Regions from separate parts of the Homo sapiens genome. Here region 1 is linked to region 2. The links are chromatin loops, found by intact Hi-C in ENCODE. Cell type or tissue: mammary epithelial cell. All regions are shown on one strand. Each heading gives the region's core, and the rest is flanking DNA. Links, peaks and the distances in the headings are about the cores only. Region 1 holds the start of LIF (LIF interleukin 6 family cytokine). Region 2 overlaps LOC105372988 (a long non-coding RNA gene).

Region 1 (14,697 bases), core at 6,698-14,697, 50 kb after region 2:
GCTGGTGTGCACTTTAGGTCTGGCCTTTCTTCCTCTTCTTCTAGCCACCAGTCCCCATCATGAGGGCCCAACACTGATAATCTTATCTAATCCCAACTACCTCCCAAAGGGCCCACCACCAATCAACACACGGATTTGGGGATTGGGTTTCCAACACATGAAATTTGGGGGACACATTCAAATCATAGCAAGCTTCACTGGATGTCGGGCGCCAGCTTTTGCAAAGATGGCTGCAGAAACCGCCCTCCAAAAATCCACATGCCTGTGCAGAAGGCTGTGGCTGGAGGAGAGGGCATCACAACACCCCTGTCCCCCCATAAGTCTCCAGGGAGAAATTCCCTTTCGAAACCAGTCCCAGGACAGGCTCTGCTTTCCCTGAGACTCCTCTTTTTTGATTATGAGAATCACATAAGAAGATCACATTTCCATTTTCCTTTCGGCTGCCAGGAATCTCAGATCCAACTTTGAAGCTCAGCCATGGCAATTATGTGGCCCCTTGTGATCTGAAACATTTATTTTCTTTCTTTCTGTGGTCTTAGTTTTCTCACTCTGTTTATATCTTCTCTCATCCCGATTCTCTATTTTATCAGCATTTTCATTAGGTACCTTCTGCTATAAGCTGCTTTACATGCTGTTTGGAATAAAGAGGATTGTAAATAGGGAAATAAATACATCGTGGTTCCATTATGATGTTAATATTTATTGCTGAAAATGTGATTGTTTAGCAAAATAAATGAATTCCCATTCTGCATTGTCTTTGAATTTCGAACAGAGGTTACCCGGGAGACTCTCTTTCTTCTGCTAGGAACCATTGAGCTCCTGTAGATCTAACGCCTGGTGCATAGAAGGCCTTGCCAGTCTTGACCAGGTGAGTGGATGGTGTTGACCATAAAGATGAGAAAACATCAACAGCATCTCTCACAAGCTGAGTGACGTCAGGGTACCCTCTGCCTCCCTGGGCCTCAGTTTCCTTATGTGAAATAGAAGGAGTAACCCAGCCAAAGCCTCACTGAGTGGTTGGGAGGATCTCGTGATGGGTGAGAAGATGCTTTGTGAACTGCAAGATGTAGGGCCTCGCAGAGCCCATGGGCATATGTATCCTGTGGGTAGCTGTTGGCAGTTGTTCTCTTGGGATCGGGGGAAGGGTGGTGCCATGTCCTGTTGAACTCCTGAGAGCTGGCTGGGCAGGAGGGCTGCCCCGCTGGCTCTACCACACGCCTGGGGTCAGGGGGCCTCTCTCTCCAGGCATCCTCTGGACCTGAGACTCAAGTTACCATGAGGGGATCAGTCAGCTACTAGGACTTTTGTCTGCCAGGCTCGCCCCCTCCCCATCCACCTGGCCCTGGCCTTGAACTCAGGACTGTCAGAATCCTCCCTTCCACATTCACTGGGAGAGAGTGGCCCCTTCCCCTGCAAAGAGGGCACCAGGTGTCTGAGACGCATTCTGCTTGGACCATCTCCACCCTTGGAGGAGCGGGATTCACGAGGCATTTCTATGTCCCTACTTGTAATTCCTTCGGACAACCTTGTGAAGTAGATAAGATGGCATTCATCACTGATGATTCTTGCAATTTTCAAGATAAGACAGCTGAGCTCATGAAAAGGGTCACGGGACTGCATCGGGGAGCGCCAGGCCCAGGATCCTGGCCGGCCGCAGGGGCAGGGCCTTCCCAGCAAAGCAAACACCTCCCTTCTCCCACTTTTTCCCACAAAGTGATTGTTTTTGCCTCTTTTTTGGAGGGTGACCCAATAACCAATTAACAGTCCTTTGTTCTATTTTGCCAGGGCAGGGCCCTCTCCCAGGCTGAGAGAGGCAGGGAGCATCCCTAGGCCCTGGCGTCCCCAGCCAGCCACCCAGGACTTAGCTGTCATTCTCTACCTTTCTGTGCTTTGCCATTTGTTTTGTTTTCCTCTAGTTTCCTAGTAAAGGTTGCTTTTGAAAAGCTTCAACCTTGTCTCCCTGAGCAGAGGGGAGGAGTGTTTCCACTCCTGGGCGGTGGGGGAGGACGTTGTGGGGTGTGGCCCAGGGCCTGAGCCAGCCTCCTGGAGACTGGGCGGGAGACTTCAGGGGAAGACTCAGAAACAGCTGTGGGCCTGCCGGCCTCTCCCTCCCAAGCAGCTGCCTTCCCGGCCCTTGGCCATTTGCACTTGGCGTGGGGGACTCCTGAGGAACGAGAGATGAAAGCGCAGGGTGGCCTTTCTCCGACTTTAATGTGCACACGAGTCTCCTGGGATCTTGCTAATGTGTACGTTCTGATTCTGCAGGTCGGGGGGTGAGGTCAAGATTCGGCACTGCTAATCAGCTTCCAGGTGAGGCCAAGGTCGCGCCATGTTGTTGAATGCAGTCCCTTCATGTTACAGAGAGCAGAGGGGACCACAGCCCGAGCCCCCTGCTGCCTCCCAGAGCGAGGCTCTCCTCATCGTGGACTCACCGCCCTCTGTGTGCCTCGTCCATCACATACATCCTAAGTGTCCCTCCCAGCCTGTGAGCTTCTAGAAGGCATTGCAACCCGGCACAGGAGCTGACACTTACAAATATTCAGGAACAAGCCAGTAGGTGACTCTCAGAAACACTGCCCAGATCCCCGAAATAAATCTCGGCTCGGGGAGCCCCAGACCCAAACCCTAGAGCAAAGAGCAGGGAGACATTCGGGGCCGCTCCAGAGTCTCAGTGTCTGTGGTTTCCCAGTTCTGACCTTGAATCCCCCCAGGAAGGGATTGCAGAAGGCTGGGAAGAAGGTTGCAGTGGAAGGGGATTCGGTTCCCAAATAGGCAGCGGGAGGAGGGACGGAATCAGGGCGGGCAGAGTCCTCCTTGGTTCTGGCCCCAGTGTCCTGTGTGATTCTGAGTAGGACCACCTATCCCCTCCCACTCTGGAGCCATTCGAGTTGTCCTGTTATGTCCCTCTGAATGGTCAACAGGACATTCCTGGGCAACAGAGACCTTGGCAGCTGGTATCTTACAGGTCCTCGAAGTCTCATGTAGGGGAAAGATCATGAGATCTGGAGGTGAAGGAGTGGCCCTAACTGGCCCTAAACACTTCAAGTGCCCCTGGGCACGTGGTTTCATGGCTCTGAGCCTCGATTTCTTCCTCTGGTATGTGGGGATGGCAACTCCTGGAGATCCCATGAGATTAAGTGAGGAGTTGGGAGGGAATGAGCTGAGATATCACACGGCACCCCGTTTACTTCTTTTTTTTTTTTTTTTTTTTTTTGAGACAGGGTCTTCCTCTGTCACCCAGGCTGCAGTGCAGTGGCGCAATCATGGCTCACCGCAGCCTCCACCTCCTGGGATCAAGGGATCCTCCCACCTCAGCACCCCGAGTAGCTGGGACCACAGGCGGACGCCACAGCATCTGGCTGTTTGTATATTTTGTAGACAGGGTTTCACCATGTTGGCCAGGCTGGTCTCGAATTCCTGGGCTCAAATGATCCACCTGCCTCAGCCTCCCAAAGTGCTAGGATTACAGGAGTGACCCACCGTGCCCAGCACCCCCTTTACCTCTGAGCAATCCATCTCTCTCCTTGGGGGCACCCCATGATCTAGACACCACCCACCTTGTTCTGCCTTGGCCAAAATACCACCTAACTGCCCCCACCTATGCCAGGTGCCCCTCACCCACCCTCCTCCACCCTTCGCTGAGTCCCACTTGGCTGGTGCCCAGGACAGGGACAGTCCCAGCCCTTCCAGCCCATCTCCCCACATCAGTACACTCCGGAGAGCCAGCCAAGAGTAGATTCTTTATTCATTTCTCTTTTTTTTCTTAAAAAAAAAAGTATTCATTTGGTATAAAAAATAAATATTTTAAATATGACATTGAATAAATAAAAATAATCTGTCAGTATGAAACATCCCCACAGGGTACATTCATCAAAGAGGAATTTGTCACCCAAGGCCATGTGCTTTTCAGTGGAAAGGAAGGAGGGAAACCTCTAAGGCCGCACGGTGGGCCCACGGAGCTAGCACGTGGGCGGGACTGAAGGCTGGATGCCGGGATTGAGGTGGGGAACTAGAGATGACTCTAAGGCAGGAACATCTGTACCATCTGCAGGGAAATGCTACCTCCCCGGGTGCCAGAGCTCCAACCCCACACACTATGTCTACTCTGGAGAGCCGGCAAGGCAGAGCTGGACTGGCTGGGTCAGGGTGGAAGTGCCCCAAGTCAGGGACAAGGAGGACGATGGGGACGATGGGGAGGAGAGACAAGTAAACTAGCAGTGCTTTTTAAAAAAATGTTTAAATAATAAATAAGGGCCCGGAGACATCTCTCTTGGTAAACTCTCTCTTCCTCCGGCCAGGCCCAGGTGTGGTCCACACCAGCAGATAAAAAGGGAAGAGAAACCCAGCTCCCGGCCTGGCAGAGCTGTTTCACGCAAAGGCTCTGTGATTCAGTGATGCTGTGCAGGGTGGACGCCAAGCTGCCGGACGGGATCTGGAGGGAGCACTGAGGATGGGTCCCATGGGGCCAAGTCCAGGCTGGGTGGGAGAGCGACTCAGAGCCAGGGCCGCAAGGTGGGCCTGGCACAGAGCTCCCAAGTCCACAGGGAGATGAGGTGATGGGCGAGTCAGCCGGGCCCCCCGGGTGGAATCAGCAACTCTGGTTTCCAGACAAGTTTGTCTTTCTCGAAGCCCATCCTGGGGGAATGCAGCCAGCCCCAAGCTAAGCCGGATGAAGCAGGAAGGAGAAGGCAGTCCCTGCATCCTGGACAAGGGTGAGTGTGGCCCACATCTCAACAGCCACATCCTCGTCTTGCTGTTGGGATGGACAGATGGACAACTCCGGGCCGCACCCTCCACCCCAACCCCAGGCCTCAGGACCTGCCTGCACACTGCCCACGCGCCATCCAGGTAAAGTGCTTAGAGAGCGACAGGGAAAGGTGCAAAGTGAGTGAAAAGTACCATAATTAGTACCATCATCTTGTCGGAGGAACTTGGAGGCCGGCAGCCCGCTCAGGGTTTGAGAAGAAGCCAGAACACTGCTCTGAGCAGCTGCCCCAACTCTGCTGCCTCCTTCCCTCCCCTGCTCTCAGACTGGAGGGCGTTTCTCCACTCGCCTGGCCCCAGCACAAAGGAAGAGATCGGGTTCCCTGCCTGGGAGCCCAGACATGGGTGGGAGTGGGATGGGGGTGGAGCAGGAGGGCCCACAGCTTCCTGGTCTGAGTCCCAGGCATCTGCAGCCTCCCTCTCCTCCTCTTGGGAGCAATGGGCAGCTGATCCCCCCAGTCTACCCCACCTTCCTGGGGTCTGGCCCAGCCAGGCCCCCCGCACCGTCTATGGGTGTCCGGGCCACAGGAGGAGCTTCCCTGCTGTGTCGGAGCATGCTGGGTGCAGGGGCAGGGTTGTTCCAGGGCGCTATTTCAGAGGCAGCATGGGGACACAGAAACAAGGACAGGGTGGGCCACAAGGACTGTCTTGCCCACTGCTCCAGGGGGCACAATATCTGCCAGGAACAGTGCGCCTCACAACACAATGCTGGGGCGCCCAAGAACAGTGTGAACCAGCCCCCTGGAATCAAGACAGAAAGGCACCCGGCCTCTCCACAAATTGGCCCAGCCCCTGCAGCCTGGACCCTGACACCCTAAAGCAAGTCACAGTAGGGGATGGGGGGGGGTGGAGCAAGGCCCCCCACTCCCACTCAGGCCTCCCCATTCTCTCAGATCCGACCCTTCTCTGAGCTTCACCCGTAAGGCTTATTCCACTTGTAACATTGTCGACTTCCAGACCAGGCCCTGCTAAGCCCTGGCCCTGGCGCTTGTGTCGGGAGCCATCATCATATTTTGTTGAGTAGGGACCAGGGAAAGGGGAATTAACTTGGCCACTGAAAGCACCAATAAGTTAATATAAATAGGATATCATAATAAATAGAAATCATGCCAGGTCAGACGCACAGCACGCTTGGAGCTCAGGGTTCCCTGAGACCCTGACCCTAAGTTCTGCTGTTCCCTTGCCCTGGGGACCAGAGACGGCCTCCAGTCCCCCTCAAGTACCTCTGTGTGACCTCACAAGGCCTCCCAGGGCCTCAGATGTGAGCTGCTACTCTGAGCTACCCCAGCCCCTTCTTACAGACCTTTACCCAGAGGAAGAGCCTGGGTCCCTCAGAACCTCTGCACCTGACTTAGCAACCTGCCCCTGCCCTACCCACCTCCACAAACCCCTGCTGCAGGTCCAGCCATCAGACCCTGGCCATCCCAGGCTGCAGGGAAGATCACGGGGAAGAGAACGAAGAACCTACCAAAGCTTTCCAGGCCTCTCCTCCTCCCAGTGTCTTCCTTCCCAGGCCTGAAGGTGGCTTCTCTGCCTCCCCAAGAGCCTGAATGCCAAGTGACCTCCTTCTGGAAACTTCTGCCAGATTGTTCCTATGCCCAAGTTCTCTGATCATCCTCAAAAGAAGACAGCCTTCCATCCCAGAGGCCCCTCTCTATCTTCCACTCATCAAACTTCTAGGGGACAAGGAGTCCTTTGGGATCCTAGCCCCTCTGGCCCACCTAAGTCCCAACCTAAGGGGCAGCAAAGGCACAGATGGTGATAATTTGCTGGGGGCTGGTCCACTCCCCTGGGCCCTGCTGTCTCACCCTGTGGTCAGGGCTCTTGTAGATGACTTGTGTAGTTTGTTCACTGCACAAAGTGAGCAAGGGGCCAAAGGGACAAGTAGAGGCAGAAGTCCAGCCCACGCTCCCCAGTCCACAATCTCCCAGAGGAAGGGGCACCTTCTTCTAGCTCCCTCCCTATGGAAGTTTCCACTCTGCTCAGCTTCATCACAGCCCAGCCCAGAGTGGAGTGGACTGGCCAGGCACCCTCGGGGTCTGCCAGCAGCCCCCATTTGGGTTTAGCGATGCCCTGGGCCCCAGCCACCCTTGGACAGGCCCCCACATCTGGACCCAACTCCTGAGATCCCTCGGTTCACAGCACACTTCAAGACCTCCTGCTAGAAGGCCTGGGCCAACACGGCGATGATCTGCTTATACTTCCCCAGGAGTTGACAGCCCAGCTTCTTCTTCTGGAAGACATCCTTACCCGAGGTGTCAGGGCCGTAGGTCACGTCCACATGGCCCACGTGGTACTTGCTGCACAGGCGGCACAGCACGTTGCTAAGGAGGCCTCGCAGGATGTCGGCGGTGGCGTTGAGCTTGCTGTGGAGGCTGAGGGCACTGGGGTTGAGGATCTTCTGGTCCCGGGTGATGTTGCCCAGGGAGGTGCCAAGGTACACGACTATGCGGTACAGCTCCACCAGCTTGGCCTTCTCCGTGCCGTTGGCGTGGAAGGGCGGGAAGTCCGTCACGTTGGGGCCACATAGCTTGTCCAGGTTGTTGGGGAACGGCTCCCCCTGGGCTGTGTACTGAGGGGCAGAAGGGAGGTGACGTGGGAGTCAGGGGTCAGTGTCCCAGCCCTGCCGCCAACCCTTTGGGCAAGCTCTTGCGTCTGTTTCCCCATCTAGCGCATGAGGACCCAACTCCTTGCCCTGTAAGCATCTGGAATTGTCATGAGAGCCAAAACTAATTGTAATGTGAGTGCCCTTGCTAAAGATCAAAGACTGAGCCATGCACGCAGTCATCATTATCATCATCATCATCATCACCACCCTAAGGGGACAGAAGGGAAAACTCGGTGTCTAGCCCTAGCTGGGGCACCACACACAAGTACTTCCATCCCTGCACTCACAATGTTCCGGGACGCCCCTCCATGCCCAGCACCCACAGCCCACTGCCTCTCAACCGCATCTCCCTGGTGCCTCACGCCCATTTCCCCTCCATCCCTCGCTCCCTGCAGCAGGACAATCACAAGATAAGAAGTGCCAGGTCCCCACCTTTGCACTCAGTTCTCCCCTTGCTAACTGGGCACCCTGGGGAAGCTTCCCTGGGGAAGCTTGGGCAGGAAGTGGCGGGAGTCTGGGGGTGGTTTAATCAAGCCCTCTCCCCATTCTCTCCTTCCAGCCCCAAAAGGTCCCCTCAACCCAGATCAGGACAGCCCCTAATGATATTTACAAGCCCCCTCCCTGCCATCTCCTGTCAGTATCCCAGGGGTAACTTACATAGAGAATAAAGAGGGCATTGGCACTGCCATTGAGCTGTGCCAGTTGGCTCCTGATCTGGTTCATGAGGTTGTTGTGACATGGGTGGCGTATGGCACAGGTGGCGTTGACAGGGGTGATGGGGAGGGGGCTCCCCGCCCCATGTTTCCAGTGCAGAACCAACAGCAGGGGCACAACTCCTGGGGACAGTCAGGAAGAAGCCATGAGTAGAAAGGCAGGAAAGGGTGGCCTGGGGTCATGGCACACCGGATGGGGGTCCAACAATGGCCGCATGGGAGAGGACTCCTGGTTCCCCCTCACCACCTGCAGCTGTCTTCCTGGGGCCTAGTCTTCACTCTGTCACTGCGTGTGTTTCTCTGTCTCCCTTTCTCTACCTTAGTTCTCCCTGCTCTCTTCTGGGATGACGTAAAGATGAGGGCAAGACACAAGCCATTTCCACCCAAAGGGTGCAGGGTCCAGGAGAGACTCCCAGCCATCCCACCCTTTCCCTCAGGAAGGCAAAGGTCCTAAGGCCCCCTGGCCCTCTGGCTGGAAGGCACCAGGCCCCAGGCCCAGCAGGCACCAGGAGAAAGGAGACCCCTCTCTTCCCACCTCCCGTGGTGGCCCAGGTTCCTCAGCAGCGCTTCCCACTCACTGGCCCATTGCAGCCCAAATCTCCGAAGCCAGGCACCCATGGGGGCCACGGGGCATGGGGGAGTGGGGAGGAGTCCTCGGTTGACCCTCATCTCCCTCCCAAACCTGCCACTTGATTCTGGCTCCCTGGGCCAATTGCCCCCAATTCTGCCCCCGCCCCCATCATCCTCTATCTCTTCCTTCCCTAGTGTCCCCTATCTCACTCAAGCTCACCCCATTTCTGCCTGGCTGTCCCCACTCTCCATCCCCAAATCATCATTCAAAACTCTCTGTTCCCCCAGCTCCGGACAGCCCCTGACTCCATGCCTTCTCCCGACTCATCCGCTGTCCCTTGTCCCAGGGGTTCCCCTCCCTCCTAACACACACACACCGGCTCAGGGAGGGAGAGGAAATGGTGCACCAGGAGAGAGAAAAGGCAAAAGGTCATAGGCAGTCGGGTGGGCGGGGAGGAAGGAAAGTGAAAGGTGACAGGAGAGCTGGGAGCTGTCCCGACATGTCCTGGTTTGCCCCTCCCCCAGGGGGGCCTGTTCTCCCGACTCCCCCCAGGCCCCCTTAGACGCTTTTCCAGGGCTCTGCAGAAGGGCACCTGAAGATGGTGGGGGCCGGGGTCAGCGGGCGAGTGAGGCTGGAGACCTCCCCCGGATCCCCCATGCTGGAACAGCGGGGACAGGGGCCTCCTCAAGTTCACTTCTCCTGGGTCCCCTGTTCGTCCCAGCATCCCAAGGCAGTGCTGAGGCCCCGGGGTGGCTGCGGGAGGGGGGCCACACCCCTATATCTCACCTAGCGCAGACCACACGCTTCCAGACACCAGCAGATGGAGGCGGCACCTGCTCCCGTCCCAGGCCGGAGTTTGCAAGCTGCTCGCCGCCCGCGCCCCTCCCTGGGAGCAGCCCGGGACCGCGGTTGGAAAGGAGAAAGCGGAAAGAAAGAAAGAAAAGAAAAAGAGAGAGGGAGAGTGAATCTGGGAGAAAGCGCAGAGGGAAGAGCAGCCAGCGAGTGTCCGGAGCGAGGAGGAGGAGGAGGAGAAGGAGAGGGGGAAGAAGAGGAGGAGGAGGAAGGCTCGGCGCCCCCTCCCTCGCCGCCAACCTGCCGCGGGGCGTGCGGTGCTTGGGACCATGTGCCCGCGCTCGCTCCGGGCCGCCACCCAGCGCCTCCGGTGGCTGCGCGGGCGCCCCAAGTGTTCGTGTGTCTGCGGCGGGTGGGCGTCCGGCTCGCGCTGCCAAGCGCCCCAAGTTGCCGCCGCGCCCCGCAGCGGGGACGCGAAGCCGGCGCGGGGCGGGTGTATTTACCTGCCGCCAAGACCTTCATTATGGGCTGCACTTCAGAGGGCCTTGGAGGAAACCTCAGATGCCGGCAGTTTTCAGAGGTTCATGCTCAAATGGGGAATTTGCCTGATTTATATACTGGAGCCTGTGTTGTAAGACAGAAACAGCTATATTTAGCCGGGATCCCCAGTCCAGGAAGTTGTTTGAGGTGCATCATAGGAAATTATGAATGGAAGAAAGTGAGAGTGAAGGGGGGGGACGAGTGAGGGGGGAGGGTGGGGAGAACAGACTTTTTCCCTCTTCTAAGAATTTGATTGATAAAATTATAATGAAGCCTTCGACAAAACGCCCTGTGGTTTTCCTGCCTGGCTTGTCCCGGGAGTTGTCTGAAGATGGGCATCGCCAGGAGGGGGCCCCTGGCCGAGTCAGCAGGGGTCCCAGCAGTGGGCGCCCCAGACGGCCCTGACTCACCTGGGTTTGGGGAGGTAGCGAGTCTGGACTAGCAGATGGAGACTGGCCCCTGTGCCCCCTGGTTGGGGGGCTTTAGGGGGGCAGTGGGAGGAGGAGGGCTAGGGCTTGGCTGAGAAGGAGGCTCCAGGAGGAGGGGCCGGGGCCGGCGTGGACTTTAGACGGTCATAAAGTGGAACTGAACATGGGCGCTGGAAGCCACCCCAGAGGTAGCCTCCTCCAATCTGCACATTGCCACTGGGCCCCAAGGGGCTCCGAGGGGAACACGTTGCCCAGGGCCCCAGAGGGTCAGGCCTCCAGACACCACCAGTGCACTCGCCCTGCTGACCACTGTACCTGTGAGGCTGGGGAAGGGGCTAGGAAGACATGGGGGTAGGGGTGACTGACTCAGTTCTGTCGGGACACTCTGGGAAGGTGCTTCTGGGAAGGCGGTCCAGCATTTCCATTCTGAAGCAGGACTGAGAGAGGCTTGGCGAAATCGTACCCCAGTTTCCTCCTCCGGGTGCTGATTGATGGTTGGGGAAACTGAGAAGTGGCTGGTCCCTTCCAGACCTGCCTTGGAAGCCCCTTTGAGCCCAGCCTCAGAGAATGATGGAGGTCCCCAAAAAGTGCTTCTAGAGGCTCTAAGGCAGTGTCACATGTTCTGGCGTCTTCTGAGGCCAGGCGATTTGTGAATGAGGAAGGGCAGAAAGGAGCAGTGGGGAGCCGGGCAAAATGAGCACAGGGACACCTCCAAGAAATGCAACAGAAAAGTGAAAATAAATACACCCTATGAGATGCGGGAATGCCGGCCAGACAGCATGGCCACGCGTCTGGGGCCATGCCGTCCCTAAAGCTGCCAGGGGACCCCCAGTACCAGGAGATGATTTAGTCCCCTGTGGCCCCTTCCCAGCCCTTCCGCCTGACCCTGACCTGAGATCAAGGTGTGTGAGTTGGTTTTCCAAGGCCAGGGAGCTCTTGCAGCCTCGCCCGGGCCCCCACCGCCCCCTCGCCCATCCTCCATGCCCCCAGTTCCTGCCTCTTGCCACATCCCAGACCTGCCCAGCCACGGGTTCCTCCTTCATCGTGCCAGGACGAGCCCTGGTGCCTGCTGCCGTTCCCCACCACACACACACCCTGCTTTATCTACGCTCTTGCCCCCCATTCTCTCCCAGCAGGGCCTCGGATGTGAGGTGATAAAACTGCCCATCCCAGCTGGCACTTCCCGAACTGGCTCTCCTTCCTCCTTCCTGCCTCTCACCCCACACCTTGTCTCTTCTTTGAGGGACCATGGAGGGCCCCACTTGGCACTTACTGCTCCTATACACTTGCTCTGGGGTCAGCGTACACTACTAGGAGACTCACCTGCCCTGGCCTGGCTCAGGTAACCCCACATCCCAGGACACCCCAGCTCAACCCTTCTTCTTACACCTCCCCCAGCATCTCCTGCACAAGGACCTGACCACTCAGAGCACGTGAGCTCTGGACCAGTCCCCAGTCCCATCCCACATCACCCAGACCCCTGCCACCTGACTCAGCCTGGCTCTCCTGACATGGACCCCAAATCCATGTGACCAGGGGCTCACTGTGGCCTCCACCCATCAAACCCCCGTCGCCCGGCCTGAGTCTCTCATTAGGCTCAAGAGTTCTGCAGCTGCCCCTACATCTACCATTCTGCCCAGTCTCCCCTGCATCCTTCCAAGCGGACCCCCAGGCCCTTGCATGCCTTCTGGCAAGCCAGACCCCACATCAGCCCTATAATCCACCCCCAATCGCTGTTTAATCTCAGCCCCACCCCACAGGAAACAGGAAGTGAGGACAGGGTCTAGAAGACACTGACACTAAGGCCCCTTAACCCCAGCCCTGACTGGCCCCTCCAGTGCCTCAGTTTCCCCTCCTCTCACGGTACCTGACTTGGTTTGTGCTCCCCAAGTGCTCTGGGCCCCTCGGCGCCCCAGGCCCAGCCTCCCCCTCCTGTCCATGTCCAGGCACCACCTGCTCTGGGCCTCTGGAGGGAAGGCTGGGCAGGGTCTCGGAGCCGCAAGTCCGTGTGCCGCCTGCAACGTGGCTGCGGCCCCCAGGAATCAGCCGCCCAGGCTACGCTCCAGGCCCACTTTGGTCTCTGGGAGTTTGTTTTCTTCCCTCCCTCTCTATGCTGTGTGTGTGTGTTCCCCGCCCCCGGCCGGCTCCCTCATGGAAGGCACCCTCCCTTCTTGGCTGCCGGCTCCCAGGGTCACGACCCCAGGCCCCACCCTGGAGTGGCAGCCCCGGCTTGGCCCCTTCCAGCTGTGACTTCATCCACAGCCTGTCCTGCTCCTGCAGATGGGGCCTGCTGGGGATTTGACCGGTCTCAGGGTGAGCGGGACAGTCCCGGCCACATGGGACCCCCTGACATTGAGCAGAGGTTACTAGGCCAGAACCCAGGAGTGCTGTCTCCAGGTGGCTGTGCCATCCAACCCATCACTGCTCTCCAGGAAGGGAGTGCACCCTCTAGCACGTGCAGCTACCCAGCTGCTCGTCTTCTGCTGATTGTTACCCCCCATCCACAAGTCTCTCCTGGGATATCACAGCTGCTTATTTTCCAGATGGGGAAATTGAGGCTCAGAGAGGTGAAGATAACTATGTGGGGCTCACATAAAGAGTTAATAACAGAGCCAGGTCTGGAACCGGGGCTTCTGTCTTGCAGGCCACAACAATCCCTGCAGCACCTCTTGCTCTGAGAGGGCGAAGGGCATGGCAGGAGTGCTCGGGTCGCCTTCCTCCAGGAAGCCTCCCCTGCCTCCCATGGCCCCGACCAGCTCACATCGGCCATGTCCTGCCTGCTCGTGTTTCAAGTGGGGATGAGTCTTATTCCTCAACCTTTGAGAGTTTGAATGGGGTCTGAGACTCACTTGTGCTCTAGACAGCACCTGGCTCAGGGCTATACTCTGACATGAATAGAGGTTAAGTATTTTTTGAGAAAGCATTTTATAGTTTCCAAAAACTGTCAGTGCCAACTCTCTTGTGGAAAGGAGATGGAGAGGCCTGAAGGTTTGAAGAATGGACTCTGGCCTCATTCACAACCAGGTTGGAGGTTTGGCTCTGCCAGTTATGAGCTGAGTGACTTTGGGGAAGGGACTACCACCTCCTGGCCTCAGTTTCTTCAACTATAAAATGGGAATAATGGTACCGCCTTTGTGGGTCTGCTGTGAGGGCTCAGGGCTCAGCATGGTTCTGGGCACCCAGCAAGCCACCTGTCTGCATATCATCACCCATTGTGCTGACCTCCCTGTGAAGCAGGGGTTCATTTGACAGATGGGGAAACTTGGGTCCATGCCAGGGTGCTGAGCGGGGAAGGCTGGGCAGGAGCAAGACCTCTCAAGCCTCTGCTGATGGTAAATTGAGGCAAGATACCCACGTAGCCTCCAGCTTCAAGGGTGCCCCAGATAAATCAGACAGGTTGTGGGAGGGGGCTGGCAGGGCAGTGTGCTCACTCCCCCAGAGCCCCCTTCCTGGCCCCTCACCACCCCCACCCCAAGCCTGATCTGAGGACAGCAGCTGACCTGGCCTTACCGCCCCCAGAAGCTGATTCACCCCCAGGCCCCATGTGAGAAGGAAGGAGACAAACTCAGCTCTGAGGGGCTTGAATCACCAGCCGCCCCCTGCAAAGCCCCGGGGTTGGGGGGGGGATGCGGGGGTGGGGGCCAGCCCCCTGCCTGTCTGTCTCTTTCCTGGACCCTGGGGCTCTCAGGAGAGAGGGCAGCATGTCAGTGGCATGGGCAGGGGTGAGATGGGAGGTCCCTTCACAGTCAGGCATTCTGTGTGGGCAGCCAGCAGCAGTTACTCACCAGGTAAGCAGCTCTCCGGGCATTGGGGAATTCCCCAAGACCAGCGACCCAGAAACAGCGCTCCGGGCACCCCCGGCTGCCCAGGCTGGCCTCCCTCCTTCCTTCCCCATCCCCTCTGGCCCTGGTACCTGGAAAATGAGCAGAGCCCTCAGGTGGGCCTAGGAAGGAAGCGGGGGGCCAGAGGGTGGGTCCCAGGCTCAGGGCTGGTGAGGAGTGGCCAGAGGAGATGGTGAAGCTCAGGAATGCCGGGCACAGCCCAGCCAATTGGGCATCCTGGCCAAAAAGGCAAGAGCACCGCACTCTTCAATGCTTGAGGAGTGAGAGTGTGATGCCACCAGCGGACCGTGCCTCCACTGTTCTCACCCCAGTGGTGTGGGTTCAAATCCCTCCTGCCCCAACAACCAGCTATGTGGCCCGGGACAACGGGCTTCCTTTCTCATACCCTCGGTTTCCCCTCTGCAAATGAGGATGCTGTCATAACAGCCTCGTGGGGCCA
Region 2 (16,149 bases), core at 4,974-12,973:
CAGTAGTGGTCATTGCTATGGCCAGCTACAGCTTTTGGCCAAGTCACATGCCATCCTGTCAACAGCCAAAGAGGTAAACAGCATAGATATGTGCTGACCTAACCTCAAAAACTCTTGGGAGCACAAGGAAATTGGCTTGAAAAGACTCTCTCTTTTTCCTCCTTGTTAATTGAATTTCTGTCTCTAATTAAAGAGACAAAAACAGAAAACAGTATTCAAAAGGGAAAGTCAAAGAATAATCCCCATCTCTGGAGAAAAAAAAAAATCATTGAATCATCAGAAATATGGCTGCATTGATTCTCACTCTTTCCCTGAGCTGTTTACCCATTTTCAGGTGAGGAAGTGAAGAGGAGGGCCAAGGGCCAACTTTTTCAAAGGGCCCTCTCTGGGAATTACTTTTGTATGTACATAAATTTCCACAATAAGTATCTTCTGAAGTTTTCATGCAACTGAGTTGTTCTTTCAAACTTCTTATCCAATGTTCTAACTTGAATTGTGCTACCAGAAAATCAGGTGTATCTTAATTGCTAAGTCAAAGTTGGCTTCTTTTGGAAACCAAAACTCACTAACTTGAGCCCCTAAACTCACCCCACCTCCTTATTTTTTCCTTTAAAATACCTTTTTCCCCACTTCCTACAGTCACTAGTCTTAGGTCCCCTTGTAACCATTGCAGGCAGCTGCTGTTCGAAATTTTAAAAATGAAATTTGGGCCGGGTGCGGTGGCTCATGCCTGTAATCCCAGCACTTTGGGAGGCCAAAGAGGGCAGATTGCTTGAGCCTAGAAGTTCAAGACCAGCCTGGGCAACATGGTGAAACCCTATCTCTACAAAAAGTACAAAAATTAGCCTGTAGTCACAGCTACTCAGGAGGCTGATGTGGGAGGATCACTTGAGTCCAGGAGGTCAAGGCTTCAGTGAGCTGTGATCATGCCTGAGTGACACAGCAAGAGCCTGCCTCAAAAAAAAAAAAAAAGTTTTTTTCATTAACCCGAAAACTAAGGTCAAATCTCTTTCTGTTTCCAGTGTTTTGAAAACTAGTTCTAATTCTTTCTGTCTGAGTCTTCGCTTCTAGTCTTGGGGGAATGACAAGGCATTGGGACAGGAAACTAATAAGCCCTTCCAACCAACAGCCTATTAGCTGTTGAAGGTTACCACTTCATCCAGATTCCAAAGAGACTCCTTCAAGGAAGGATCTGGGGACCAGTGAGTACCTAGGAGCAGACTAGCAATCTTTCTCCAGAGAAGGCTTTAGTAGGTAGTAACTACAACTCACCCTAATATGTTATATTAGAGCTCACCACTTACAGAGGACTTACAAAGGGTTTCTGATGCGTATAATTGCATTGAAGTTTCACCATTATCTCCTGGGGGTGGGGGATGGGTGGGTAGTGACTATTGTACATAGCCTGTGTTGGCTGCCCCATATCTCACAGTTTATGGAGGACCTGATCTGAGTGCACCTGTACCACGTACATGGCACGTGTACCATGGCCTTGCTCCCTCCTTGCCCTGAGTCTTCCTCCTTCATTCCTTGCCCAGCTCAGCTATAGTGTCTTATATTTCAGTCAAAAGCTGTCTTTCTCCAAGACATACTGATCAGTTAGCTTAAGCTGTGAACGTTTGGTTTTGGTGTCCCCCTACCCAAAGAGGAGTCTTCAGGGCTCCTCTCCTGACACCCTGCTGCCTGCTGTTCCTGTGCTCTCACACCATGCCTCCCATCTCCCAGGACTCCCTGAGGCCACACCCCACCCAGGCCTGCTGTCTTGGAAAACCACTCATGACTTGAGCTTGAACCTTTTCTCCCACAATTAAACTCACTTGCCCTACGTCTCCTCTCTCTAAGTCCTACTAGGGGTCCAATTTGTGCTAAGAGACTACTAGCTGGCAATGGTATACTATTCTAATACCCCAGTCCTCTCAGGACCACTTATTAGCCATGTGGGCTTGGGTGAGCAATTCAGCACCCCCTGAGATTCACCTGTGAAATGGGGATAATCATTCTTTACAAGTGAGGACCAAGTGAAATAATTTGGAATGCTATATACATATCACCTGAATTCCTTCTCGCCCCTCAACCCTCTCTTTCTCTACTAAAGTAATTTCAGGGCAACATCTTCTCCTGCCTGGATTACTGCAGCAGCCTCCAGACCACAAAATTTTCTCTGCAGTTCAAGTACATTTCATTTACCATCTTGCAGATGGTAAGACATGTTTACAAGTCAGCTGGCTTCTGAATGTGTCTTCTGGGCATTGAATTCCCCCGACTACTTTCATCTTATAGCTTCAGCCACTATCCCTAGCACGGTTATCTCTTGCAGTTACTGGTGTAACTTTCGATGGCACTATGAAGTCCCCATTGGCACCTGTTTATGCCTCTCGGCCAAACCCCTGCTAAGGGGGTGACAGGGGCAGCATGCTCCAGTAAGGTTGAAGCACTCTTCTCATGGAGGCTCACCCAAGAGGGAAAGAAAAGCAGAAGGAAATGAGGGAAGGAAAGGTGGAGGCTAGAAAGACACTTTGGAAACTGTGAAAGTGGCCCTGAGCTCACATGAAATGCAAGCCAGCAAAAGTGTTGAGATTGGAAACTTTAATGTGGCCCTTTTGAGAGAACAGCTGTAGCACTGCAATTTCCTAGAAATCTGGATGGACACATTTAAAGAGAGTGAAGCACTGAATGGAAATAACTAGAAAAGAGGCTTCCTCCTGAGCTCTGAATGTCCTATCGTGGAGGAGTTACAAGAAAGAGCAAAGCTAATAGCCAACTGAAAACCCACATGTTGTACATTTAAGGTGATAGCTGGGAACCCAGATTCTATTTTTAGTCAAAAAAGTGGGGGGAACATGCATGAATTGCTATGAGCAAGAAAGGCCAGCAAGGAAAGAGAGAGAAACAAGGGAGGAGAGGCCAGTGCCAGCTTTCAGGACTGACATTATGGTGATTTTTCTTTCCCTGCTCTGAGAAGTTGATCTGGTGGTCCTAAGTTCCTGGCATTGGGCAATTTTCCAAAAGTTTGGAGAAGTTACTCATGAAGAAGAAGCCAACTCCAGACAGCTCGTCGGGAAATGTGGAGAGTCAGTGCCTGGGTGGTTTTCATACTAATCCAGGATTTATTAAAGCTCAGAAAGCAAGCAGCAGAGAAGGTTTTTATAATGAGACATTTTGCAAATAGAGTCATCAGCATTTTTTGATAGGAAAGAAAGTTTCTCTCTGAAACTTTCTGAAGGAGGTGGCTGGCTTGGGAGGATGGGAAGAGGAGGGGGGCTCCTTCTATGAGTGCTGTGGCAGGTGGGGGACTCCAGCAGTGGGAGACTCATTCCTTTCTCAGTCCCCTCCCCTTCAGGGTACAAAGTTTTTATTTGCAGTTGGGAGGAATTAGAGTCAATGATCTAATAGAGCTAACTTTTTCCTCTCAATATGGTATGATGTGGCATTGGTAGCTCTGCCAGATACTGATGCTACCAAGGGAACTTCAGTGCAGGTGGACTTCACGTTATTACATTGACTTATTCTTCCAAAGTTACATAGAAACTAAATTGTTTTAAATCTACACAAGTAGTTAAAGAAGCCCTACTGGAAATCTTTTGTAAATCTAAATATGCATCTGAAAGGCGAGTAAACACTTCCAAAAATATTTTGCTTGTAGCTCTGAATTTTGATTTGTCTCCTTTGCTGCCGGAACATTCAAGATGTATAAATGTTGTGGTGTAGATTAATCATCTGTCCATACCCACCTTGATTTTCCAGAATTTTATATTAAGCAGATTGGTTTCCCATCATGTAAAAAAAAAATCCAATAATTCTGCAGCTTCTTTGGGACTTTATAATTTTTTACTTAAAGCAACAACCAAAAAATTTTGTTATTTCCAAACACACTAGAAGACCACATCATCTAGCCCTTGAGCACAGAATTGGCCAAAGTTTGAATGAGGGGCTAGGCCCTGAGCATAAGTTGATGCTGATTGTCAGTGGTCAACTCAATGTACATACCTTCTTGGGAATGGGTTCTGTGCAAGGCACTGGCTGGGTCCGATGAAAGGAAGTCCTGAACTGTTCAGGCAGCCCATCTGATGCAGCAGCAATAAGCCCTGAAGAGGAATAGGGTTAACAAATACCAACAGTTTAACGTATACCTCAGAGCAGAGAGAGAGGTCTAGCATGGTGAGGGAAAGTTTCAAGGAGGGAGTGAATTTTGAGCTGGATCTTGAGGGGAGGTCAGGGTTTGTATACATAGAGTCAGACAGGAAGAGCATCTCCTACTAAGAGGAACAGAGGAGTGACTGCTCAGAGGTGTGAGGATTGAAGGGGGTTTGGTGATAGAAAATGGACCAGTGTGGCAGGATTTCCAGAAAGGAAATCCTGGAAAAGTTTCAGAACAAATTTTGAATTAAGGGTTTGCAAACACTTATGCGAAAACAATAATTGCTAAGAGTCAAGCATGGGTGCACTAAGAACTAGTCACTTCCTGTTTTTTATAAGGTTACTAGACTGGTAAACTACAGGATGTTGTCCAAGGGATTCTTGTGATTGGCTGGAATTTGGTCTTTTTCTAATGTAAAGTTTTATTGTTCTGTGTAAGAGTAGAACTCAACTGTGTTGAGTTCCATTATGCCACTCCTTGCAGCAAGGTATCTGACATAGGCTCTGTGATATTCTTGGTAGGGCTGTGGTCTGTGTAAGTCAACATTCATCCCCAGAGGTGATGGATCAATGGCAGGATAGAGGATGGTTTCCGTACTATAACAGGGCTTGATGTTTGGCCCATTTCATTTTTCCATCTTCATTATTGTTTGCCAATGACATAAGGAAACATACAGGCACACAGGATACCTTATCAGAGTTCCAGATAATATGAAACTGGAAGAGATAAATAAATGTATTCATTGATATATCAAAAAAGATCTTTTGGGGCTAAAATGATAGACCGAAAAAAGCAGCTGAAATACAATAGTTATAAATGCAAAATACTGTATCTAGGGTCAAAAAATCAACTTCTCAAAAAGCAGATGGAGAAATATGTCTTAACCACAGTTGATGTGAAAAGAGACCGAGGCCTTTTAGTTTACCACAATATGACCTAACAGTGTAATGCACTTGGCAAAAGAAGGCTATATTTAGTAAACATATCATGTCACTATGTTCTTTAATTCAACAAGTCCTTATTTTGTCCCCCAATATGTGTCAGGTATGAGGTTGGGCAGTGAATACACACTGGGGACCAAGACAGAAAGAGTCCCTCCCACAAACAGCCTGCAGTTTAGTAGAGGACAGAAACAAACACCAGAAAAAGTAAACATATAAAATCATTAAACCTTGTGAAAGGGGTCTGGAGGGGCACAAATAAAAGTGGGGAAGGGTCAGAAGGGACCTGCATTTCATGAAGTGGTCAGGGCAGGCCTCTCTGAGGAAGTGGTGTTTGAGCTGAGGCCATATGAAGAGGAAGGACAGTCAGAGAGACAAAACACTCCAAGCAGGACAGTGAGTGCATAGGCCCTGAGTCTGAAAGGAACTTGATGTGTTTTTGGAACTGAAAGACCAATGAGGCTGGTCCCCACTGTGGCTGCCAATGTCCATTCTCCTGTCCTTCCATAGCGATAGGGCTTCTGACACAGGGCTACCTGGCTGTAGTATATTTCCCAGCTTCCCTTGCAGTTGAACATGGCCATGGGACTGAGTTTTCATGAGTGGAATGCTAACAAAAGATCTTCTGTGACAGCTGGGGCCCTTAAGAGGTGGGTGAACCCCCCCTACCCTTCACACTTTCCTTTTCTTGCTGGATGCATCTGAGGCTTGGTAGTAACCCAGCTTATACCAGAACACCACATGGAATAGCAGATCCCCAGTCAGAAGGGGCCTTGGTCACTGAATGACTGCAGAGAATACAGCCCCTTGCCTGCTTGGATCACTCATCTCACTCATCATCACTCAACTCTCAAGATGGTTACTTGAGAGAAAAAAGATTCTATATTCTTTAAGCCACTGAAGTATTGTCATGTCTCTTACCTAACCTAACTATTACAGAAACAAAGGAGATACTAGCGCCACCAACCAGTCCACATTTAGAGCGTTGCATTTAGTCCAAAGGTTCACGTTTTTAAAAGAGACATTGACCATCTGAAGCATGTCTAGGGAAAGGTAACAATAACAACATTTAGGAGTCTGAAAACCAAGTCAATGAAAAATCTGTTAAAGACATTACAGTTGTTTAGTCTGGAAAAGAGATTTCTCCAGGGTGACATGATAACTGTCTTCAAAAATTGAAGAAGAGGAATGAAACTGAATTGGGGTAGCTCAGTGGGACCTATGGCTGGTTGGGATTTGTGATGAAGCAGATTCTCATTCAATATAGGGAAGAAGTATCTAACAATGAGGGGTGATTAGAAAAAGGCCAGATTACTTTGAGTATCAGAGGCTTCTCCCTATCACTGCACCCAGAGAATGGCCACCCACTTATGAGATGTTGCAGGGGTGATCCAATATCATTGTGGCAATGCTAGTGAATTCTAGGATTTCATGTAGAAGAGGTGATATATAATGCAGGTGAAGCCAGGTCACAACGGGGAACTGACTGTCAGTTTGGAGTGTATCCTGGAGGCAAGTAGTATCTTGAAGGTTTCTGAGCAGAGTAGCAACATGATCAAAGCAATCTGCTAGGAACATTGCTTTGGCCAACACAGGGTGGTAAAAGTCCTGATTTTTATAGCCCGTGTTGGTCATTGGGTGCTTATATTCCCTGAACCAGTAGCAATTTAAAGAAAACCAAGAGTGGGCCGGGCACAGTGGCTCACGCCTGTAATCCCAGCACTTTGGGAGGCCGAGGCGGGTGGATTATGAGGTCAGGAGATCGAGACCATCCTGGCTAACACAGCGAAACCCCATCACTACTAAAAATACAAAAAAATTAGCCGGGCATGGTGGCACGTGCCTGTAGTCCCAGCTACTCAGGAGGCTGAGGCAAGAGAATTGCTTGAACCCGGAAGGCAAAGGTTGCAGTGAGCTGAGATTGCGCCATTGCACTCCAGCCTGGGTGACAGAGCGAGACTCCGTCTCAAAAAAAAAAAAAAAAAAGGAAAACCAAGAGTAAACAACATTGATTTTCTTTACTTTATTTTTGAGATAATCCAAAAAAATAGTTATGAGCTAGCATTTTTTAACAATTTATCTTCCAAGATGAATGATCCTTTCATTTCAAGGAGCTCAAAGTACTTGACATCCCAGTCTCATTCAGGCTTGTCTCATATCTGAACCGCTATGTCAGGGGCAAGACTGTCAAACCTCCTCTCTCAGATAAGAAGGATTCACAAAGAGGGGAAGTGAGTTGTTCAAGGTCACAGTGAGTCAATGGCAGGGCAGGCTCTTTGACTGAGGTCTCCCAACCCTCAGGCCTGCACACTGCCTTGTGCCCATGCAAAGGATACCTCAACTAGGAATGTCCCCCACATACCAGAAAAACCAACCTGAATGAACATCCTTTCTGAAGATAGAAATTACCTGAGATATTTAAGGTTCAACCAATCTCATTTTGTAGATGAGGAAACTGAGGCTTAGTGAACTCAGGCCTGGGATTCCTTGTACTACATCTTACCATCCTATCTACCCATAAAATGGTAGGCCCAGAAACAACCTACATGATTACCTGGAACCAACTAGGCTATCATCATCAGCTCCACTGTCTGGAAATATAAAGGCTCACATTGGCTTTGGCCACCAAAGAGAGGAAACATTCTGCAATCCTTAAAAACTCATGGCCGAAGGGGGTGGGGAGAACTGTTTGAGCCTTGTACTTACAAAGTCAAAAGGGAAAACATGTGTTTCACATTTGTCTTGGGATGGGAAAGAAAAACTTTTCCTTTCACTTAATCTTGGTTTAAACAAACAGAGAGACTGCCCTTTCTGTAAACTCACCGAATGTCAAATATTGTTCACTCGCATGGCATTGGCTTACTAAGCCACTACAGAGCCACTTCCCTCACGTAATCCCCTCAATCCAAAGGCACTTCAACTTGAAGAGGATCAACTGAAATAATACACATTTCCTCTGATGATTGGACAAGAGGCAGCCGATGGAATCAGGTTTCCAAACCTATAACCCCTGGTTTCAGCCGGAGACTTGAGGCAATACAGCTTCAGTCATGACTCAGGATTTTGCGAGTGAAAGCAAGCACGTCAAGTGATGTAAGAAAATTCCCCCATTCCTCCAACCCACTGGCTTCCTCCTCCCTGGAGAATTCAGTCAGACAGCATTGTGTTGGGGGTGGGGGAGAAACAGAGGTATCCTGTCACTGGGTGCTGAGCTGCCGGCACGCCTCCTATCACCATTGCCATGGCCAGCGTCATCACCATCGCGGTGGCCAGCGTCAGCGTTTGACAAAGGAAGTACTCAGTTACAATTACCTTCCTGTTGGCCAGCAGCTCAGATAATTGCTTTGCAATGTGTGTGAGAACCTCATAAATTAAACCAAGAAACAGAGGGGCCAGGTCTGGGCTGAAGGGAAGTGTCAAGTGGAGGAGGCAGTGATGCAAGGCTACCTTTGAAGTCACTTTGTTTGTGAAAAGTCTGCTGTGCTCTCTTAAGGAAACTCCACTGGAATGAGGTTTCTGTGCATGTGGGGTTTAGGGCTATTGTTTTTGGCTCTGACTTTCACCTCAAGCCCTAGCTAGGACATGTATAAATCCCATAACAACAGCCTGACATGAAATTGCTCACCCTCTCATTGCATCAGGGGACTTTTACTCAGGCGGATTTTGAATGCCTCATTGTTTAATAGGACAGGAAGTTTACTCTCAATGTAAATGAGGAATCCTTTTTCTCCCCGCCTTACCTCCTTGGAAGATTCTTACAGAGGCCTGACTTGTTGGCCCTAGTCTAGCTTCTGGTCTAGCTCCTTCCATAAAAGCAGCTGCAGCCCAGCAGCAGCCTCCCAGTTTCTTTATTAGGGTAAGGCTTTTCTTAGGACCAAAGTTTTTGGGCAGGCTTTTCCCTAGAGGGAGTGCTGGGTGATGGGTTAAGTAAGGGCCACCCAGGGACAGGGTGGGGTTGGATGTGAAAAGGGTTGGATTTTCTCTTTTCAGTTTCTTCATTCTGAACTGGACCTAGGTTTTTTTTTTAATCACAGAGAGGGAAGCCCCATCTCTAAATCTTATGATGCTTTTCTTCCTTGGGATATATCACAAGGAAAAAGTGGGTGACTAGCCCACATTTGTGGCATAAGGATAGGACTCTGAAGTCCAAATGTATCAGATTAACCAGCATGAGCAAGAGGATGCCTAATTCAGAACCATGACCCTACCCTCTGTTAGAGCAAATCTCTGAGGATAGAAACTTCTAGAAAAATCCTTGTGGGCTCCCCCACATCTCACACCACACTCTGTAGGCAAACCCTTTAAAAAAGGCACAAGTATAACCCTCTCAATCTTCTTCTGATGCCCTCAGCAACAAGATTGGCTGAGAGATCTTCAAAGGGAGAATAATCTCAGATACAATTACTTTAGTCAAAGGAAACCAGTTATGGACAACAACTAGGGAAATGACAGAGACACCAACTCAGTAAGATGAGGAAGCCCTAGTTTATTTGGTTTGTATATCCAGAATCTTTTTTCCTACACATCTGAAAAGATACCAATAATGAGTTAAAAAAAAAAAATCAAGTCAACCACTGCACATGTAGACCTAGAGATTAGTCTAAGGTTGAATTCCCATCACCATTGCCTTCCACACACAGCTTCATCAACAATGATGAAGAGTCAAGGATGGGCTGGGCAGGTGGCTCAGGTCTGTAATCCCATAACTTTGGGAGGCCAAGGTGGGTGGATCACTTGAGGTCAGGAGTTCAAGACCAGCCTAGGCAACATGGTAAAATCTGTCTCTACTAAAAATATATTAAAAAAAAAATTTAGCTGGGCATGTGGTGCACACTGGTAATCCCAGCTACTCCAGAAGCTGAGGCAGGAGAATCACTTGAACCCGGGAGGCGAAGGTTGCAGTGAGCCGAGATCGAGCCACTGCACCCCAGCCCGGGCAACACTTGCTCTGTCTCAAAAAAATAGGAAGAGTCAAGGATGATCCCTGACAGTAAATATGCTAAAGATTTATTTGTTTAAAATTGCAACATTAACCAGAGTTTTACACACTTGTATATGTGTATACGCATGTAAGTGTGTGATTGTGATTTTATTTGCACCAGGTCAGGTATAACTAAGCAAGAAGTAGCAGCCTTGCTTGTGGCCGGAGCTCTGTTCTCAGAGCTGCTTTCACATTACAGTCACCTGTAGAGATTCATCCACAACACACAGATACCTGAATGCCTGAGTGTCTCCCCCAGAGGTTCGGATTTAACTGGGCTGGCCTGGGATCTGAGCACAGATCTTTTTTTTTTTTAAAGCTCTCCAGCTGATTATAATGTGTGTCCAGGTCACCATCCACTGAACTAGGCCAGCCCCTAATGCAGTCTTCTCCCTCCACTGCTCTGTAAAATTGAGCCACATTTGCCAGCTCCTTGCACAATATCCTCTCACTTGGGCACTGGTGATTCTCTCATCTCCCTGGTCCTCATCCTCGCTTCACCCCACACTTCAGCATCTGGGATCTGGCTTCCCTGTGACTATACCATGGCAAAAAAGTTCTTCCTAAAATGGCCTCAGGTATAATTCACATTTTAAATTACTTCCTACTCAATAAAAATGATTGTATTTATAAACCATCTGGTCATTCTCATGTAATGAGGTGAGAGAAAACCAAGCGGCATCCAGTGGCACATGACTGCTTGGCTGGCCCCTTCCTCAGCAGGTCTGTGTACCAGCTTCGTACAAGGCTGGTGCAAATCCATCCTGTTGAAGGCACAAATAACTGTGTATTGGGAACCCTCAGGAACCTTTGGGGGCTGGCACAGAGCTTGGCACACCACAGGTGCTCAGCAAACTTCTGATGAAACAGAGAATATTGAGTCTGCAAATTCAGGGGGTTTCCCCAACCTAATTTTGTTCTGGAAATTCAAATGACTGGACTGAGAAAAAGTTGTCCTGGTAATTACCAAACCCCCTCTCAGAGAACGCAGCAAGTGGCAGAACTAGCCAAAGAAACGCAGGCGTGATCAGTAGATATGCACAAGCATGCTATCTTTCCTACCTCTCCCCCTTTCTTTCTCCTCCCTGAGAACAGCTTTTCATATCATTGCAGAAATAAGGTGGAGGGGCTTCCTTTCCACCCCAAAAGCAATTTGGTTGATGGGGTTTTAAGCCAGGATCTCTCTGGGTAGAAATGACGTTCTGTGCTGCTAATGATAAATGGTGAACAAGGAGATTCTCTTTAGTTTTTTAGTCTGTGTAAGCACCTAAGTGCCCCAGATTCTCAACATTTGCTGTTTTGTCTTCTCTGGGTCCTATCTTGGCCATCTCACCTCACTCTGAGCTTGCTTCTGGAAGGAGGTAACAGACGTCAACTAGCATCTGCCTGTTTATGGTGTTTTTCTGTTTTATACTCTTGAGTTAATATGTTCTAATATCTCGTTGGATGGACCTTTCCCAACCCCATCTCACCCTTCCCTTTCAGGATTTTGTTATTTTCTCTCATTCATGAGACATGAATTTTTTTCTTTCTTTTTTTTTTTTCAATTAGTCTAAGGTTGAATTCCCATCACCATTGTTTTCCACACACAGCTTCATCAGTGATGATGACGAGTCAAGGATGGCCCGGGCACGTGGCTTATGCCTGTAATCTCAGCACTTGGAGAGGCTGAGGTGGGTGGATCACTCGAGGCCAGGAGTTTGAGACCAGCCTGGCCAACATGGCAAAACCCTGTCTCTACTAAAAATGCAAAAAAATTTTAGTCCAGTGGCACGACCTCAGCTCATGGCAACCTCTGCCTCCTGGGTTCAAGTGATACTCCTGCCTCAGCCTCCCGAGTAGCTGGAATTACAGGAGACTGCTACCACGCCTGGCTAATTTTTATATTTTTAGTAGAGATGGGGTTTCACCATGTCAGCCAGGCTGGTCTCAAACTCCTGACCCCAAGAGATCCACCCGCCTAGGCCTCCCAAAGTGTTGGGATTATAGGCGTCAGCCACCATGCCCAGTCATGAATTTTCTTTTAAAAAAAAAAAATCAGTGAATCTCACTGGGGTTTTTATTGGAATCATAATGAATCAGCAAGTTAATTTGGGAGTAAACAAATTTCTAAATTGAATTTTCCCATGTAACAATGGCTATATTATTCAAATCACCTTTAAAATTTCTAAGTAAAATTGTGTAGTGTTCTTTATCAAGATCCCACATAGGTTTACTGCTATGTGATTTACGGCTTTGGGTGCTACTGTGAATAGGATATTGGAATTATGGTTCTCAATAGCTTACTGGTAAAGATGAATGCCTTGATTTTGGGGTGTTTATCTTGTGTCCAGCCATTTTTCTAAATCATTTTATTAATTTCAGTAGTTTCTTTCTGGTTTCTTTAATTTTTTAAGGGTACAACCATGTGATTGCAAAGAATAATATTTTATATTGATCAAGGGGGGTGGTGGTCCAACATATTAGTGCCCTAGGACTGCTGTCATAAAGTACCACAAACTGAGTGGCTTAAAAACAACAGAAATGTATTATTATTATTATTATTATTATTATTATTATTTTGAGACGGAGTCTGGCTCTGTCAGCCAGGCTGGAGTGCAGTGGCTCGATCTTGGCTCACTGCAACCTCTGCCTCCTGGGTTCAAGCGATTCTCCTGCTTCAGCCTCTCAGGTAGCTGGGACTACAGGTGCCCACCACCATGCCCGGCTAATTTTTGTATTTTTAGTAGAGACAAGGTTTCACCACGTTGACCAGGCTGATCTCGAACTCCTGACCTCAGGTGATCCGCCCACCTCGGCCTCCCAAAGTGCTGGGATTATAGGCGTGAGCCACCACGCCCGGCCAGAAATGTATTCTTTTACAGTTCTGAAGGCTGGAAATCTGAAATCAAGGTGTCAGCTGGGTTGGCTCCTTCTAGAGGCTCTGAGGGAGAATCTGTTCGATGCCTCTCCTAGCTTCCAGTGGTTGCTGACAATCCTTGGTGATTCTTGGCACGCAGGCCCATCACTCCAGTCTCTACCTCTGTCTTCACAAAGGTTTCTTCTCCATGTGTCTGTGTATCTCCAAATCTCTCTCTCCTTACACAGCTATCAGCCATTGCACTTAGGGCCTACTCTCCTCCAGTATAACCTCATCTTGACTTGATTACATCTACAAAGACCGGATTTCCAAATAAGGTTATATTCACAGGTACCCAGAGTTAAGACTTTTTTTTTTTTTTTTTTTTTTCCAAGACGGATTCTCGCTGTTGCCCAGGCTGGAGTGCAGTGGCGCGATCTCAGCTCACTGCAGGCTCCGCCCCGCGGGGTTCACGCCATTCTCCTGCCTCAGCCTCCCGAGTAGCTGGGACTACAGGCGCCCACCCCCTCGCCCGGCTAATTTTTGTATTTTTAGTAGAGACGGGGTTTCACTGTGTTAGCCAGGATGGTCTCGATCTCCTGACCTCATGATCCGCCCGCCTCGGCCTCCCAAAATGCTGGGATTACAGGCGTGAGCCACCGTGCCCGGCAAGTTAAGACTTTAACATACCTTTTCGGGGGACACAATCCCGCAACATCTAGTGTGTTTGTCTCTGACGAGGCTACATCTAGAAGTTGTGGTCCAGCTCATGAACCATATTTCAAGATGTACATTGAAAAAAAGCATTTGTCCTGATAAAGGTGGCCACACGGTGAAGGATCTTGCATCTGCGTGATATGAGAAATGCTACGGGAACTATGTTCAGCTTGGATCCAGGCTTTTGGAAGAGTATAATGTCCATCTTCACATGCATATGGGGCTTTCATGGTACACATAATCTGTATTGGAGGGAAGTAGATTTTGGCTCAATATAATTTTGGCTCAAGATCCAAAGGATCTTTGGATTAAGGCCATTTACTAAGGGCAGTGAACTTAAAGCAGTTGTAACTTACCTCATCCTTCACTCATCTAACAAATATGTACGAGGCCTGTTATGCTCCAGGCAGCAGGCACCAGGCCAGATGTTAGGGCAATAACAGGCATATGAAAGATACAGGCCTTGCCCTCAGGAAGCTTGCAGTCTAGCAGGCCCTGACAGGGTCCAGGCAGGCTGGGTTGGCACGTCGGTCAAATTGTTTCTTAGCTAAGGCATCATGGTCTTTATGGCCTTTGAGAGGCAATATGTAAATGAAAGTGGGGGTTTGGGGTGAGGAGTGGGAGTTGAGTGGAATGGATTTTTTTTTTTAATTTATCAGCTTACATCGGAGGAATGGATTTAAAAAAAAAAAAAGATTGAAATGAACACAAGGGCTTTCCCTGGCAGGCCACATGCAAAAAAAGTCAGCTCCTTCACACCATCACTCATGTCCAACCCTCAGTGGAGAAGTTTTATCTGCACAAGTCTCAGATTCCACTCTCCTGCTTCCCATTACAGCCTTCTCAGCCTTACCCCACCCAGCCTGAGTAACGAAGCTCAACAAACAAAACAGTAACTGCTCGGGCCAGAGCCACCTCGCTGGGAAAACAAGTTCCTCTCCCAAATCTCAGCAGACAAAATAGCCCAGGCCCTAGGTGTTTCCCCTTCTGCCTGGGACATGCAGCCAGGAAAGCAAAGCGAGAAGCTCTAAATCAAGTGTTTTCAGCCGAACCAGACCCAGGAGTAGAAGGGAGAGGCCTCCACTCTCAGCGGCTGTTCCTCCTTAATGAGCCAAAACAAAGCCGATGCCAAGGAAGTTAATCTGCCCTGAGATAGGGGAGAGCCACTCCCTGAGGTGGAGAAGGAGCTTGGGCCCAGGGCACGGTCTGGCCTAGGAGGCTGGGCCTACAGAGGTGCACACGGCCAAGATCAACCTTCCAGGTGAGAGGAGGTTCAGTCTTTCAGAAAAAGGAACCCCCTGTATGCTTGTTTGCTGCCTTTTGACCATATGAGGAGACAAATACACTATTTAAAAGATCTGTCAGCCTTACGCCTGTAATCCCAGCACTTTGGGAGGCCGAGGCGGGTGGATCATTTGAGGTCAGGAGTTTGTGACCAGCCTGGCCTATATGGCGAAACCCTGTATCTACAAAATATACAAAAATTAGCTGGGAGTGGCGGCGCATGCCTGTAGTCCCAGCTACTCAGGAGGCTGAGGCATGAGAATCGCTTGAACCCAGGAGGCAGAGGTTGCAGTGAGCCAAGATTGTACCATTGCACTCCAGCCTGGACAACAGAGCAAGACTCTGTCTCAAAAAAAAAAAAAAAAAATCTGTCATTGGTGCTTGGAAATGCCTGGCACTCAACACCAAGGAGGTCTCGAAAAACATCTGGAAGAGATCATGGGGTTCCTGCCCCCACTGTCCATCCTTCCCCTGCTTCTCTGCACAAGTGCACATAGCCTCACCCAAGCACACATGGGTACATGTGTACACATACAACAGCACACATACATTCACCCTTCCGGCACATGCATCCTCACACATGTATACGTGCATGTGCACACATACCCACATACATAAACACACTCCTATATGTGAGTATGCACACAATCCACCTTCTCACACATTCTCAAATGCACCTGTCTGCGCACACATTCTCACGCAAAACACACATGTTCTCCCTCACGCATGGCTATAAGTGCACGTGCATGCATCCTTATACACACATTCACACACAAACGTGCACTCTGTATACACACGAACCTGCACCTTACATCTTCACACATGTCCATGCGTATAGGTTAATGTACACGTTTACCCTCATACACAAGCACACACATACATGCATTTTCACACATGCATATGTGTGCACACATTGTCATAGTGCCTTCACACACATGCACACACACATGTGCATCCTCACATACATCCTCACACCTACATACCCCCCATGCCCTATACTTGGGTGAACACTCATCCTCTCATACACAAAGCCCTTTTGAGCTGATGCTTCTCCCAGAGTTAATTTGACTGTCTCCTCCATGACAAGGAGGGGCCAGTGACTGGGTCTGGTTTCCATTTGGAGCTCGCAGCCTGGCACCCAGCTTGACAGACAGATGGTAGCAAAGGCCCATAGCCCCAGGTCACCCACGGGCCCCAGAGGAGTGTTCCTGCCATCCATCCATCACCCAAGAGCCAGCACCCTGGAGTT

What was found. Peaks named below come from ENCODE experiments on the same cell type or tissue, not always from the same donor. Only the 100,000 strongest peaks of a DNase experiment are listed, where the experiment ranks them.
Region 1: a loop joins it to region 2, with 6 times the contacts of the local background. A loop is called at or near these places in 29 of 110 quality-filtered maps.

Annotation. Positions count from the first base shown.
Region 1 is chr22:30,236,726-30,251,422 of GRCh38, forward strand. LIF (LIF interleukin 6 family cytokine) reads right to left here and starts at 10,034. Exons shown (of 3, transcript NM_002309.5): 1 at 9,952-10,034; 2 at 8,030-8,208; 3 at 3,728-7,336. The coding sequence starts at 9,970. The coding sequence ends at 6,926. It overlaps LIF-AS2 (LIF antisense RNA 2), which reads left to right and starts at 9,485. Exons shown (of 1, transcript NR_148946.1): 1 at 9,485-10,268. It overlaps LIF-AS1 (LIF antisense RNA 1), which reads left to right and starts at 2,469. Exons shown (of 3, transcript NR_149070.1): 1 at 2,469-2,553; 2 at 2,966-3,096; 3 at 3,222-3,813. RefSeq lists enhancers at 4,911-5,579, 7,984-8,484. In mammary epithelial cell, for the core only: a CTCF peak has its summit at 9,831; DNase peaks (open chromatin) are centred at 9,496, 10,006 and 14,216; H3K4me3 peaks cover 2,559 bases; H3K27ac peaks cover 2,602 bases.
Region 2 is chr22:30,188,146-30,204,294 of GRCh38, forward strand. It overlaps LOC105372988 (a long non-coding RNA gene), which reads right to left. Exons shown (of 3, transcript NR_188588.1): 2 at 3,988-4,085. It also overlaps a transcript of HORMAD2 not described here. Among named protein-coding and RNA genes, the nearest start is that of LIF-AS1, 43 kb to the right of the region's middle. RefSeq lists an enhancer at 8,221-8,340. In mammary epithelial cell, for the core only: no CTCF peak of the experiment used is centred there; DNase peaks (open chromatin) are centred at 8,156 and 8,676; H3K4me3 peaks cover 301 bases; H3K27ac peaks cover 4,369 bases.